2 separate regions of the Homo sapiens genome follow, and region 2 is linked to region 1. A link is a contact called in ENCODE Hi-C or POLR2A ChIA-PET data. All regions are on one chromosome and are shown on one strand. The core of a region is the stretch at or near the end of the contact, and the rest is flanking DNA. Distances in the headings are between cores, read along the strand shown.

Evidence for each region. Hi-C counts contacts between places; a loop is a spot of excess contacts on that map. ChIA-PET counts read pairs that join two places held with the same protein, here RNA polymerase II (POLR2A). Pooled maps may share reads with other maps.
Region 2: a loop to region 1 is called in a pooled map, with 2.9 times the contacts of the local background. The contact joins the enhancer-like site here to the promoter of USP39 in region 1. A Hi-C loop is called at or near these places in 1 of 50 pooled maps. POLR2A ChIA-PET finds 5 or more read pairs at or near these places in 2 of 52 experiments (K562 and endothelial cell of umbilical vein).

Annotation. Positions count from the first base shown.
Region 1 is chr2:85,613,960-85,618,882 of GRCh38, forward strand. USP39 (ubiquitin specific peptidase 39) reads left to right here and starts at 2,227. Exons shown (of 13, transcript NM_006590.4): 1 at 2,227-2,504. The coding sequence starts at 2,237. RefSeq lists enhancers at 1,891-1,940, 1,971-2,020.
Region 2 is chr2:86,014,784-86,019,706 of GRCh38, forward strand. No RefSeq gene overlaps it. Among named protein-coding and RNA genes, the nearest start is that of POLR1A, 89 kb to the right of the region's middle. Within about 2 kb of position 2,533, at least 13 of the 41 ENCODE cell types and tissues checked have a DNase peak (open chromatin) inside an H3K27ac peak, as active enhancers do.

The DNA of each region.
Region 1 (4,923 bases), core at 977-3,476:
GTCTCTCTATGTTGCCAAGGCTAGTCTTGAACTCCTGACCTCAAGTGATCCTCCTGCCTCAGGCCTCCCAAAGTGCTGGGATTATAAGTGTGAGCCACCGTACTGGGCCCAGATCCCGTCTCTTGATTGTGGTGATGGCTTCATGGGTGTATATGTTACAGGAAAGGGATCCCTATTCAGACCCCAGCAGAGGGTTCTTGGATCTTGTGCAAGAAAGAATTCAGGGTGAGTCCACAGTGCAAAGTAAAAGCAAGTTTATTAAGAAAGTAAAGTAGCCAGGTGTCGCGGCTTATGCCTGTAATCCCTGCACTTTGGAAGGGGAGGCGGGCGGATCACTTGAGGTCAGCACTTCCATACCAGCCTGGCCAACATGGTGAAACTCTGTGCCTACTAAAAATACAAAAATTAGCCGGGCATGGTGGCAGGTGCATGTAATCCCAGCTACTCAGGAGTCTGAGGCAGGATAATCACTTGAACCCAGGAGGCAGAAGTTGCAGTGAGCCGAGATCTCACCAATGCACTCCAACCTGGGTGACAGAGCAAGACTCTGTATCAAAAAAATAAAATGTAAAGTAGTGAAAGTACAGCTACTCCATTGACAGAATAGGGCGTTCCTGAAAGTAAAAGGAGGAACGCATCCACCATGGCTACAATGCTTGTTTATATATAGGATAAAAAGATCATGGGGAGATGTGCTCTGCTACAAGGGTTTGTGATAAAGGATTAATTTTATTATTATATTTTGCAAGAAGAAATATTATCTTTAAAGCAAAATTAGGAATGCCTTTATTCTCCAGATATTGGGATATTAGGACACTCCCAAGTCTGGATCTGTTTAGTAAACATTATCTCTCTGTTCCCTTAACTGTAGACATCTCTAGGCTAGGAATACCTAACTTCCTGGGAATGCAGCCTGTCAAGGCCCAGCCTCATTTTCCTAACCCTCACTCAAGATGGAGTTGGTCTGGTTGAAACGCCTCTGACATATACCGCAAGTCAGAATTCAGTAAATTGCACACAGTGTGGTGTGGTGTGGTGTGGTGTGGTGTGGTGTGGTGTGGTGTGGTGTGGTGTGGGTATGACAGAGTTTCACTCTGGTTGCCCAGGCTGGAGTGCAATGGGGCGATCTCGGCTCATTGCAACCTCCGCCTCCCGGGTTCAAGCGATTCTCCTGCCTCAGCCTCCTAAGTAGCTGGGTTAACAGGCTCGTGCCACCACGCCCGGCTAATTTTTGTATTTTTAGTAGAGATGGGGTTTCACCATATTGGCCAGGCTGGTCTCCAGTCCTGACCTCAGGTGATCCGCCCGCCTTGGCCTCCCAAAGTGCTGGTATTATAGGCATGAGCCACAGCGCCTGGCCTAAATTGCACACTTTAAACATGTAGTTTGTTGTATGTCAATTATACCTCAATGGAACGGTTCAAACAAGCAAACAAGTTCAAGGCAGGTCCTGAGGTTAGAGCTTTATTAGCTTCATGGTAAATCTGCCTTTACCGGGCATTTGCGTTTTCATGGTACCAAGAACCTTCTAAAAGTAGAATTAGGGCTGTCAAGGGGATGATTTGGGAATGTCGCCTAGTTTTCCTGTGCAGGATTGTCAGCCCCCAAGCCGCGGAGACTGTGGGAAACGACCTCACGGTGGTGGTTTCGAGGCACAAATCTGGGGCCGAATGACAGCTTCTTTGTTTTTGAGACGGAGTTTCGCTCGTTGCCCAGGCTGGAGTGCAATGGCGCGATCTCGGCTCACCGCAACCTCCGCCTCCTGGGTTCAAGCGATTCTCCTGCCTTAGCCTCCCGAGTAGCTGGGATTACAGGCATGCGCCACAATGCCGGGCTAATTTTGTATTTTTAGTAGAGACGGGGTTTCTCCATGTTGGTCAGGTTGGTCTCGAACTCCCGACCTCAGGTGATCCACCCGCCTCGGCCTCCCAAAGTGCTGGGATTACAGGCGTAAGCCACCGCGCCCGGCCTGACAGCTTTTATCCAGAAAACTGTCGCCAGTAAAGGTTCCCGTCTCAGTAAACTGTAAACGACAGTAGGCCCACAGAAGGTTCTAAGGGGAGAGGAAGCCAGTGCAGGAACAGCACCGCCCACAAATTTTCTGCAGCGTGATTTGTCCCCAGTGGCGACTCGTAGAGAGTTCGGGGCTCGCTACCAGCCCCTCTCCTGATTGGCCTTGTGCCGCGCGCTCGAGCGTGCTTGGCGCCTGCGCTGGACGACTCGGCCGGTAGTGGAGATGTCCGGCCGGTCTAAGCGGGAGTCTCGCGGTTCCACTCGCGGGAAGCGAGAGTCTGAGTCGCGGGGCAGCTCCGGTCGCGTCAAGCGGGAGCGAGATCGGGAGCGGGAGCCTGAGGCGGCGAGCTCCCGGGGCAGCCCTGTGCGCGTGAAGCGGGAGTTCGAGCCGGCGAGCGCGCGCGAGGCCCCGGCTTCTGTTGTCCCGTTTGTGCGGGTGAAGCGGGAGCGCGAGGTCGATGAGGACTCGGAGCCTGAGCGGGAGGTGCGAGGTGCGCGGGGCCGGGCCGGGCTAGGCGCGAGAGCCTGTTTTTTTCGCGTCCTTTTTTCTTGTCTCTAATCTTCCGCTAGGTCACTGCGCCGGAGTTGGGGGAGGGGTGGGGTTGGGGTGGAGAAGAGGAGGGATCCAGACTCGACGATTCTGCTGTTCGACTTGTTCTGATGAAGACAGTACCCTTCTCAATAATCGTATAGTATTTCTTTTTTCTTTTTTTTTTTTTTTTTGAGATGGAGTCTCATTCTGTCACCCAGGATGGAGTGCAGTGGCGCGATCTCGGCTCACTGCAACCTCTGCCTCCCCGGTTCAAACGATTCTCCTACCTCCGCCTCCCAGGTAGCTGGGATTACAGGCGCCCACCACCGCTCCCGCCACCACGCCCGGCTAATTTTTTGTGTTTTTAGTAGAGAAGGGGGTTTCATCGTGTTAGCCAGGATGGTCTCGATCTCCTGACTTCGTGATCCGCCCGCCTCGGCCTCCCAAAGTGCTGGGATTACAGGCGTGAACCACCGTGCCCGGCCAAACGTATGGTATTTCTAACTGCAAAAATCGTAACAACAGCAGCTTCCCTTTATCGAATGCCCGATGTGGGGGCTCAGTGCTGATTTTACAAGTGTTACTTCCTTCCATTTTAAAAAAGAATTTTTTTTTTTTTTTTTGCGTTTTAAGAGAAGCAAGTCTCGCTATGTTGCCTAGGCTGGTCTCGAACTCCTGGACTCAAGTGTTCCACTCACCTCGGCCTCCCAAAGTGCTGGGTTTACAGGCGTGAGCCACCGTGCACGGCTTTCCTTCAGTTTTTACATCTAAGGTCTTGTAATTTCTGTAATCAAGATATTCAGAATGCTTGAGCAATAGGCACCTCTACTAAAGTATGGATTATGTAGCACTTTTTAAGCTGAATAAAGTCTGGAGACAATTTTCCATTAGTCTCTTGAGTTTGTGCACGTACTGCGACCATTGCCTGACTGCCTTTTCTCCTGGACTCTCGTTAAGGATGTTCGTGTAGTGAGCAGCCTTGGAAGATAGAAATGGTGTCTCCCTACAAAACGAGGAGACAAGGGCACAATCCCTTATAAAAGATTTGGGGCAGGGTGTGGTGGCTCACACCTGTAATCGCAGCTACTCTATAGGATGAGGTAGAGTTCAAGACTAGGATAGGCAACAGAGCGAGACCTCGTTTGAAAAAATGGTTAATGGTTCAGATTCTCTAAGCACGGGGTTCGTCTCCTGTAAGGCAGCTCACTGTGTGCATGGGTTCTCCTCACTTTGCCTTGTGGGAATTCACTTGGAAAACTGACACCAATGCTATATTCCGGCTACTGTCATTGCTCTAATAAACTGTCCTTTATTTCAGGCCAGGTAGTCACATGCTTTCCATCAGCATTCATAAAACTGTGACAGGCTAACTTGTTAGCTTGCGAGTAGGGTAAGATCTGAGACCCACTCAAGTTTTTGACAAGTGGTAGATTTATAGATACACATGTACATTCTTTTTTTTTTTTTTGAGACAGTTTCACTCTTGTTGTCCAGGCTGGAGTGCAATGGCACGATCTCAGCTCACTGCAACCTCTGCCTCCCAGGTTCAAGCAATTCTCCTGTCTCAGCCTCCCAAGTAGGCTGGGATTACACGTGCATGCCACCATGCCCGGCTAATTTTTGTATTTTTTAGTAGAGATGGGGTTTTATTATATTGGTCAGGCTGGCCTTGAACTCCTGACCTCAGGTGAGCCGCCTGCCTCTGCCTCCCAGAGTGCTGGGATTACAGGCATGAGCCACTCACCCAGCCACTCTTTAAACTACGTAGTACATTTGTGGCCGGGCGCAGTGGCTCACGCCTGTAATCCCAGCACTTTGGGAGGCCAAGGAGGGTGGATCGCAAGGTCAGGAGTTCGAGACCAGCCTGGCCAACATGGTGAAACCCCGTCTCTTCTAAAAGTATGAAAATTAGCTGGGTGTGGTGGCTTGTGCCTGTAGTCCCAGCTACTCGGGAGGCTGAGGCAGGAGAATTGCTTGAATCCGGGAGGCGGAGGTTGCTGTGAGCTGAGATCGCGCCATTGCACTCCAGCCTGGGGGACAGAGCGAGACTCCGTCTCAAAAAAAAAAAAACAAAAAAAAAACGAAACACACAACTATATGGTACATTTGTATTACAATTAGTTTATTTTAGTGCTTGTGACATATTTCATATTTTTCATGCTTTATGGGATTTCTTTATGTAAAATGCAAACAAATCTTCTGTTGATTTTATGTATACCAAATATATTCTCCCAGTTTGTGGCTTGTTCTATTAGTGGGCTTTTTTCTTTTCTTTTTTTTTTGAGAGGGAGTTTTGCTCTTGTCGCCCAGGCTGGAGTGCAGCGGTACGATCTCTGCTCACTGCAACCGCCTTCTCCCAGGTTCAAGCAATTATCCTG
Region 2 (4,923 bases), core at 1,283-3,782, 400 kb after region 1:
AAGAAGGAGAGGATAGATCTAGAGGAAGCAACTAGCAGGGCCTGCTTCAGAGGCCATGGAAGAGTTGGGGGGAACCACCACCACTAAGTGCTTTTATGGGAGAGAAGCCATGCTCAGCATGCACCAAATTATGAGAAAATGGAGAGGCTGGTTCATTAGGTCTGGGGTGGGGTCCAAGGTGTGCATCTCCAACATGCTCCCAGGGCTGCTGATCCTGGCAGTAGGAAGATCACACTTGGAGTGGCCCTAAACTGGGTTATACTGGGGTCACAAGCAACCCCACATGTCAGAGGTTTAAATAGCTGAGGTTTGTTCCTTACTCATGCAGCCTGTGCACTGTGAGTTGGCTGGGGCTTTGCGCCTGGGAGCCAGGTGGCCAGAGCATCTACCATCTGGAGCAGCACTGGTGACCAGGCCAGAGGGAAAGAAGTCATTCATGGCAAAGAATTAAGCAACTCTTAGAAGTCATTCAAGTCAAATGGCCATGCCCAACATCTGGCAGGGAGGGGAAGCCGGTACTGGTGAACCATACTACAGACTATGACAGCTTCACAGAAGAGATGGGATTTAAGCAGAGGGGTCTTTGAAGGATAAATAGGAGCTTACTCTGTAGAGAAGGGGCCAGAACATTCGAGGCTGAGGGAACATCATAAATAACTATAACACCAATGTTGAGCACCTGTCGTGTACCAGAAGCATTCAAATCGTTTCCTGACTGGTCTTCATGAGAACACTGAGATATTATTAGTCCATTTTATAGAAGAGGAGGCTGGGGGTCTGAGATCAGCTGGCCACTTGCTGAAGGTCACAGGGCCAGAAAGTGGGGCCCAGGAAATCAAACCCAGTGTCCTGGCCCTTCCCTCCCCTGCCACAGTGGAGTCATGGAGCCTCGTGACTGTGTGGAGTGTTTGCAGAATAATCTGTGTGATGCTCTTTCTCTGGAAATGGCCCCAACACCCAAAGGGTTTTTTGGGGGTGGATGGGGAATTATTAAGGGGTTGCAATATTTTTTTATTGTGGTAAAATACACACAATGTAAAAGTTATCATTTTCATCATTTTTAAGTGGCATCATTTTAAGTTCAGTGGCATTCAGTACATTCACATTATTGTGCAACCATCATCGCCATCCATCTCCAGAACTTTTTCATCTTTCATAATTGAAACTGCCTCCATTAAACATTAGTTGCCTATTCCCTCCTCACCCCAACTCCTGGCAACCACAATTCTAATTTCTGTCTTTAAGAATTGGAGTGTTCTAAGTACCTTATATACATGAAATCATATAGTATTTGTCCTTTTGTGTCTGACTTTTTATCTTAGAGTAATGTCCTCAAGGTTTACCCATGTTGTAGCGTGTGTCAGAATTTCATTCCTTTTTGTGGCTGAATAAGGTTCCATTGGATGTATATACAGTATTTTGTTTATTTATGCATCGGTCCATGGATACTTAGGTTGTTTCTACCATTTTGGCTATCGTCAATAATGCTGCTATGAGTGAACAAATATCTGTTTGAGTCCCTGCTTTGGGTCCTTTTGTGTATAGACCCAAAAATGGGATTCCTGGTTCTAGAGGAGTTTTTCTGTTTGTTTTGTTTTTTTAGACAAAGTCTCACTCTGTTGCCCAGGCTGGAGTACAGTGGCACAATCTCTGCTCACTGCTACCTCCACCTCCCAGGTTCAAGTGATTCTCCTGCCTCAGCCTCCCAAGTAGCTGGGATTACAGGCGCGTGTTACCATGTCCAGCTAATTTTTGTATTTTTATTAGAGATGGGGTTTCACCATGTTGGCCAGCCTGGTCTCAAACTCCTGACCTGTGATCCGCCCTCCTCGGCCTCCCAAAGTGCTGGGATTACAGGTGGGAGCCACCGCGCCTGGCAGGAGTTTTAAACATACAAGACAAAGGTGCCTGTGGGCTTCGTTGGGGTCTGGGAAAATGCTGCGCAGGAGCACTGCAGGAGGATGCCAGGCCCTAGGATGTCCTAGTTCATCTCCCTTCAGCTGGCTCTGGGGAGGAGGATCTGTGGGAGCCCCGCATCCCATCCAAGATACACAAAACTTCTCTGCCAGTTGTTTAACTGCTTCACAGGCACAGACCTTGTCCCCAAGGAGTCGGAATGTTCTCACGGGAAAACAGTCGATAACACACCCGAGTCTTCCTTTCCTTCATCTATAAAACAGAGGTGCTGGTGTCGCCCGCCTGCCTCACAGACAGTTGTGAAGTTTGAATGAACTAATGCCTGCAAAGGATGCAGAGAGAAGCTGGAGGCTCATTCTGCACCTGCTGCTGCTGTAGGCCTGCCACGCCCAGCCCGCTTGCGGGTCAAACTGGGGCGCTGACAGGAGCTGCTGTCTGCAGAGGCTGGGGGCCTCTGGGGCTATTTCCACAAACCCAGGAGAGTTCTGGGGCTGAAACAGCTAAAAAGAGGGCAGACCAGAGGTAAGATGGCTTCCTCATGACAGTTCTAGGGCCGAGGTTCTCAAACTGGAGCATGAGTGAAAATCCCCCTGATAGTGTTCAAACTCAGATAACAGCCTCCACCCTGCAGTTTCTGACTCGGGAGTCTGGGGTGCGGCCTGATAATTTGCATTGTAACAACTCCTCCTCCTCCGGCTCCTCTTCCTCTTCCTCCTTCTCTTCTTCTTTTTTTGAGACAGACTCTCGCTCTGTCACCCAGGCTGGGGTGCAGTGTCACGATCTCATGATCTCAGCTCACTGCAACCTCTGCCTCCTGCGTTCAAGCAATTTTCCTGCCTCAGCCTCCCAAGTAGCTGGGATTACAGGCACCCACCACCACGCCCAGCTAATTTTTGTATCTTTAGTAGAGACAGGGTTTCACCACATTGGCCTTCTGGTCTCGAACTCCTGACCTCAAGTGATCTGCCTGCCTCGGCCTCCCAAAGTGCTGGGATTATAGGTGTGAGCCCCCGCACCTGGCCTGCATTCTAACACATTCTTAGGGGCTGCCGTTGCTGCTTACCTGGGGACTTCACTGTGAGAACCACTGCTCTAGAAAATGAAGGAGAAAAAGATGTTCATTTTTGAGGACCGTGGACACATGGATTCCCTCCTCCTTCTCTTTTTTCCCTTTCCTTCCTTCTTTGTCCAATATTTAATTGAGCATTAAAATTGGGACTACAGAGAAAAAAAAAAGACAGAGTCTTGGCCTATAACAGAGAGTCTAGAGCTGGGCTGGCCAGATGGTCGCCGGCTGCCCAGGGACCCAGCCTGCTGTGACCGGACGCGGAGGAATCCCAATGAGTCAGCCTGCAGGTGGAAGGGAAACACCGTGTCCCAGGCCAGGGGCCAGGGCAGCTTGCCAGGTCCTGTGAGAGCCCAGGCAGAGCCCGGGCAGCCCTGTCCCTGGGGTTGGGTGGTCCCCAGGCGGCAGGACGCTGGGTGAGGAGCCGGTTTGTGGAAGAGCACCTGCGACAGGGCTGTGCCCGCCCAGGCCAGGCCTTCAGAGGCCACGATGGAAGGTGGATGAGAAGTACAGTGAGCAGGACAGACATCCTATGGGCAGTGGAATGGCCTTGGCTCAAGTTGTTCCATTTCCCCTTTTCAATACTCTGCCCCCCATGCTGAGCCCCGCAGGCTACCTTCCCATGGATCCACCCTCCAGGCTTCTGTAGCCTTCCATTCCCTCCCTCACCGACCTGGCTTTCATTCCTCAGGGGCCTCCTATTTTCAAAGGAGAGAACTAGCCACTTTGATCAGCACGACCTAGGAGATGTCACCCTACACCAGTCAGAACCCGAGGACGATGCCAGAGGTGCCCCACGCAAAGGCACATCTCCAAGAGGGGCAGCAGACCTGGCCTCCCCTTCACCACTAGATCCATTTCTTCAACTGTGAAATGGGGCCAACAGGACATGTGTCGCCGGGCTGTGGGGATTTGATGAGATGATATCACAAAGAGGTTCTTTGTAACTGGTACAGTCCATAGCCAGGTCCTCTCCGCAGGAAAGCCCCAAGGCTGGAAGATCCCTTTGGGTTAACCCACCACTATTTCCTCAAACTCTTCAATATTGACTTGTGCTTTGATTTGGGCCATCACTTGGGAGTCTCAGTTCCTTAAGGTGACTGCTTGTTATTCATTTGCTCTAATTTCATCTCTTGTGAGCTGCCAGCTCCCCAACTAGATAAACTGCAGACCCCACCCCCTAGTAGTCTCGTCTGTACCTCCTAGAGACATACCTTAGAAGAGGTGTTCTGGGGCCTGGAGAGGCATTTGGTGCCCTCACATCTACCTGCCATACCACATGCAGGGCAGCCTTTAACAAAGTCCAATCCTCAGGGTCTGTCCAAGCAAAGGGGGTGGACACAGAGAGGAGATTAAGGACCCAGACTCTGGAGACACCTGCTTGGCTTCAAATTCCTGTTCCACGACTTGATGACTATGTCTTTGGGTGAGTTACTGTAAGACGAGGAGAGTCACCATACTCCCTCACTGGGTGGTTGTGAGGAGTGGATGGATGAACAGGTATAAAAGACTGGGGCCAGCCTGCACCTGGTGAGCTCCAGGTCAAAGTGAGCCCCTGCATTTGTAAGCGAGCCAAGCAGAAGCCACGAATGACGGCAGGGCTGCTTCATGTTGCTCCTGATTTCTGGTAATTTTCTGCTCTTACCACAGTCCCCTCCAGCACAACTGGACATGCTGCTGTAAGTGTAGTCTTCTTATCCATCACAATAGGTAATTTGCCTTTTTAAAAAATTTTATTTTTGAGACAGAGTCTGGCTCTGTCACCCGGGCTGGAGTGCAATGGCACAATTTTGGCTCACTGCAACCTCCACCTCCCAGGTTCAAGTGATTCTCGTGCCTCAGCTTCCCAAGTAGCTGGGACCACAGGCGTGTGCCACCATGCCTGGCTAATTTTTTGTATTTTTAGTAGAGACAGGGTTTTGCCATATTGGCCAGGCTGG